Linked DNA regions of Homo sapiens: region 1 is linked to region 2. Evidence: chromatin loops called from intact Hi-C (ENCODE). Cell type or tissue: transverse colon. All regions are shown on one strand.

Evidence for each region. Peaks named below come from ENCODE experiments on the same cell type or tissue, not always from the same donor. Only the 100,000 strongest peaks of a DNase experiment are listed, where the experiment ranks them.
Region 1: it touches region 2 in a loop (5-fold over the local background); 1 of 110 quality-filtered maps calls a loop at or near these places.

Annotation. Positions count from the first base shown.
Region 1 is chr12:19,273,177-19,275,676 of GRCh38, forward strand. It overlaps PLEKHA5 (pleckstrin homology domain containing A5), which reads left to right. Exons shown (of 32, transcript NM_001256470.2): 11 at 1,340-1,807. Among named protein-coding and RNA genes, the nearest start is that of PLEKHA5, 140 kb to the left of the region's middle. In transverse colon, no CTCF peak of the experiment used is centred here; a DNase peak (open chromatin) is centred at 965; H3K27ac peaks cover 509 bases.
Region 2 is chr12:18,573,593-18,576,092 of GRCh38, forward strand. All of the region lies in intron 29 of PIK3C2G (phosphatidylinositol-4-phosphate 3-kinase catalytic subunit type 2 gamma), which reads left to right. Among named protein-coding and RNA genes, the nearest start is that of PLCZ1, 160 kb to the right of the region's middle. In transverse colon, no CTCF peak of the experiment used is centred here; no DNase peak of the experiment used is centred here.

The DNA of each region.
Region 1 (2,500 bases), 700 kb after region 2:
GGGATTACAGGCATCAGTGGCCACACCTGGCCAACTTTTATTTTTCAAGAGAAAGAAGCACATAGTCTATCTTAGTAAATTTTCCCAATGTCTAATGTTGCCTCCAATCTAGAAGCCATGGTTTATATTTAACCTAAATATATGGATGGTTCATAACTTTACTCCAAGAAAAATAGTCACCTTTTTTTTTTAATTTTTTTTCCTTGGTGACCATATTCCAAAGCTTCTAGATATCTTCATCTATAGTTGATTACAGATATATGTATATAGATCTACATCCTTTCCACACGTCATAAACATTGGCAGCATTACCACACCTAGTTTCTGATAGAAGCATTTTTATTTATTGGAATATGGAGGGTTGGCTGGCTCCTGAGAGGCCTCCTAGAGTGGCATGATCTTGGCAGTTTCGTGCAGGTTCACACACTCAGCTTGATCTTTTCAGAGTCTGGAAGTGATTAGGCTCAGGGAAAGACCTAGATATGGCAACTAGAATAGTGAGCAAGTACAACTGTCGAGTGACCTAGACACATGCTGTTAACGAGCTCATTCTTTCAGTGGCCAGGTGGACATGGGATGCCAGATTCTAACCCAAGATTGCTTGATGTGTTGGAATTATAATGGTAAAATAAGGTCTGTGCCAGCCACTCATTAACTCATCTGATTCTCACAAGAACCCTCTGATCTTGGTGGCACAATCATACCCATTTACCAAAGAGGAAGCATAGGCACTTTAAGTGTTCTGTACTTTGCCTGAAGACTCAGCTAGTAAGAACAGAGTTGCAAGCTGGACATGTGCAGTCAGACTCCAAGAGCTCTAAAATCATACTGAGTTCCTCTTGAATACAAACAAAAGGAGTTAATTATATGGTTCAGATCTTTGATAGCATCAGACTATGATTTCCTGTTGCAGCCATTTCCACAACCAGACTCATGTTTGTCTCATGAGTCAACAAGCAGCTAACCTTGGCTGGGAGCCATGTGGCTCCTTTCAAGGGACTATCTACTGTGGTCCTTTAAGTGTAGACTTTGTGGTTTAACTGTCATAAGGCAATCTTAATTTGCTTTATTTTCAGATTCCTAATGGTGGGAGCACACATCACTTTTTACGCTCTAGTTCTTTATGTTTTCTTTTTCCCCCTTTCTGTTTATACATTCTGGTGTTGTGCTTGAATGTTAATATCACAGCATTGGGTATTTGTGTAGACTTGTCCACTGTGACCCTTTCCAGTCCCCTGGCCCCCACCCCCGTAAAGTATAATTTTTCCTAGATTGAATCCCAGAAGTAATATGTACATTATTTCATCTGATTTACTATGATTTTCTTCTCTGATTTCAGAGTGGACAAGATTACATCTGAAAATGCACCAACTAAAGAAACCAATAACATTCCCAACCATAGAGTGCTAATTAAACCAGAGATCCAAAACAATCAAAAAAACAAGGAAATGAGCAAAATTGAAGAAAAAAAGGCATTAGAAGCTGAAAAATATGGATTTCAGAAGGATGGTCAAGATAGACCCTTAACAAAAATTAATAGTGTAAAGCTGAATTCTCTGCCATCTGAATATGAGAGTGGGTCAGCATGCCCTGCTCAGACTGTGCACTACAGACCAATCAACTTGAGCAGTTCAGAGAACAAAATAGTCAATGTTAGCCTGGCAGATCTTAGAGGTGGAAATCGCCCCAATACAGGGCCCTTATACACAGAGGCCGATCGAGTCATACAGAGAACAAATTCAATGCAGCAGTTGGAACAGTGGATTAAAATCCAGAAGGGGAGGGGTCATGAAGAAGAAACCAGGGGGTAAGTGTCTGTCTTGTCATTATGAACCCAGGTTTCTTTGATGCTGTGTTGGTGGAGATTGGTTTCTGAGCTACTGATTAAAATATTGGTTTAAATTGTGTTTTAGCTGTTATAGCTTCATTACTACGTCTTTTGTTTATAATGATCAGATATAAGTATTTATTCTCTGTCTCTTATGTTCTGTCACCCAACTTTGCTAATGGCAAGGAGTCATCCTTCCTGGCCAAGCACAAGGAAAGGCTTGGGTTACAGGCAGAGATCGAGTTTATTTGGGAGAGGGAGGGAGCAAGCCCTGTCCTCCCAACCCACCCCTGTCTTGTCCCCTGCCATTATCACCTCTTCTCTGACTGTCCTCCATTACCAGTTTCTGCAGGTTGGTACAATGCAAGGATCTCCTGAGACAAGTAATATGGAGGCAGCAAAGGCCTACTGCTCTCTAATTCCCAGTCTTATTCTTGGGCTTTCTTTAAATCAGAATGCACATAACTATTAAATTCAAGGCCAGGCGCAGTTTTTCGGCTTGTAATCCCAGCACTTTGGGAGGCCAAAGCAGGAGAATCGTTTGATGCCAGGAGTTTGAGACCAGCCTGGGCAACCTAGCAAGACCCTATCTCTGTAAAAAATTCTTAAAAATTAGCCAAGCATAGTGGTGCATACCTGTAGTACCTACTACTTGGGGGAAGTTGAAGTGGG
Region 2 (2,500 bases):
GCTGTCTAACACTTTCCAGCAAAGTTTAAAAAGCAAATGTCTAGCTGTTTCAATTATTCTCATTAGGATATTTGGACAAAATGGCCTAACCTACTATCACCAGAAAATGGAGTCTAAAACTGCAGCCATCACCCAAGCTACCCCTGGTTTTAAGAGATAGCTGCCATTTTGCTTCTCCGTCTCTTTCTTGTGCTCTACTACAGCCATTCTCTCATAGGTTGCTATTGTAGGGTCTCAGTCTGTGGTCACTTTCCAGCCCAAAAAGTATTAAAGGATTTCTTATTGGGCTGTTTGCTGCTACCCACCAGTGGCTCTGAGAATAGCCTAGAAAATTGAAGGGAAATGCTAAACCCTAATTCTGTCCCATCTCACATGTGGATCAAAAAAGGCTTTTAAGATCACACAAATACACACACGTACTCTATATATGCACAGAACATACAACTTCTGAATGCTAAAAGGAGCTCTAATTTTCTTTACTGTTAGGTTCTCATATCATCATCCTGTATGAAGGACTCATCTTATTTGAGATGAATGCTACATTTCATAGGGAGGCACCAAACTAACAGAATATTCTAGATTTCTTGGAGAGACACAGGATCTTTTAGTGATTTATCTGAAACATTATCCTTAAAAGTAAAGAGTACAAGGCCTTTTGGATTTTTTGCGTTTTGATGTAAGAGTGAAGAACAGTTATAGAATATTTTTAGCTAGTCCTCAGATCTTGATAACTTTAATGTCACCCATGAGAACCCATTTCTAATATTAACGCGACTAGTCAATAAGCCACCATTTTTATAAAGAAAAACTTATCTGTAACATTCAGTTTGCTAGTTACTAAAATGCCTATTATCAAGTTCTGAGTGAATAACAGAAGCACATGTACTGACTGCATCTAGAATGGGCTTCTTGATTAGAATACTAAAAACCCCCTCCTTTTTCCCTCCCCATACCACTGCCCCAATTGTGCATCTTTGATTAGGGCATTAACAGGTCATTCCTAGACTCGACTCTGCAGTCTTGATTAAATGCTAGCAGCACTTGGGTTATACCTTGACTTAAGAGACATATATATAATATCATGTTGCACATACAGACATATTTCAAAGTAAATTACAGGCATTGTAACAGTAGGAAAACAGCTAACCCCGTAACTAGAACTTACTAAAGGGCAAAAGAGCTTTATTTTTTTCTCAGCTGTCAGTTCAACAACATTTCTTTTCCACTGGATCTTGGGAAAGCCTTTAGATGAAATTACATCTCAAGTCATGGTTTAAATTTCTTTTGTTACATGCTATATAATAGATTGAATCAGTACATATAAAAAAAACTTACTGAAATTTAAAAATATATCAATGCATATATACAAAATAGCCTCCTAATTGTAAAATAGACTCACTGACTCAGCATGTTGGCTTATTGCTGTGCCTCCTAGTTCAGTAATATTGTGGTTTAATGATAAATAGATGTACTTAAAGAAGAAAATCCTAGGTCATAGGGGTCCTAAGCACTGTTAGAGAAAACCTGAGCTGTCAATCAGGACTGCATTAGATTGCATATAGTCAGGAGCAAGAAGAGGTGAAGCTTTTAGATCCCTTTCAGCAGTTACTAAGAAAACAAGTGGTTCTCAAATTATAGTTCCTATATGGTGCTGGGAACCTCACCTTGAAACTGATATAAGAATGTTAAATATTGGCCCTATCTAGAGCTACTAAATCAGAAACTTAAGAGGTGGGACCCAGCAATCTTTGTTTTTAACAAGTCCTCCAGAAGATCTCAATACATGGTAGTATTTGAGAACCATCGTCTCAGACAATAAATATCTTCCCATTTATTTTTCAGTTTAAATATGGTCAGTCATTTGGCCTCCAACATAGCAGGTACTCAAGTATTCTATTATATTATTGATTCTTAGCAAATTTTGATACAAGAACATTGTGCTGCAATATTATTTCAAGGCTGGTAGACTCTCAGCTGGAGATGCTATGTTGTGTCAAAGGGCAACTGCCTGAGCACCTAAGGAGGTGTACTCAACTAATTCCAAGTGAGGTAGAGAAGGCATCCCAGATGGTATGGCATTTAAGATGATATTAAAGGGCAAGTAGCAGTTGGTAACTGGAAATCGGGAAAAGTCGTGCTAGGCAAAGAGAACTGCAAAAACAAAACATTATGGTTACACGCTTTCTCCTGTTTAGAAACTTAAAGAACAAAATGACTATATTTATCTCTATTTTTACCCCATGTCTAGCACTAATACTCTTACCAATGTTTATTAGTGTTTTTGAATGAGTAAATGAATAACAAAATCATTAGCACATACTAGCCTATAAAACTTCTGCTGCTATTGAAAACCTAAGGGACTGAAAGATTGCATCTGAGAAGTGATTAGCCATGGTCTCTAAACTTGTTTATTCTTATATCTTATCAAGTTTTTATTTAAATAATTGCTCATGGTTCCAAAATATATAACTCATTTAAATATATTTTATACACAAACTAC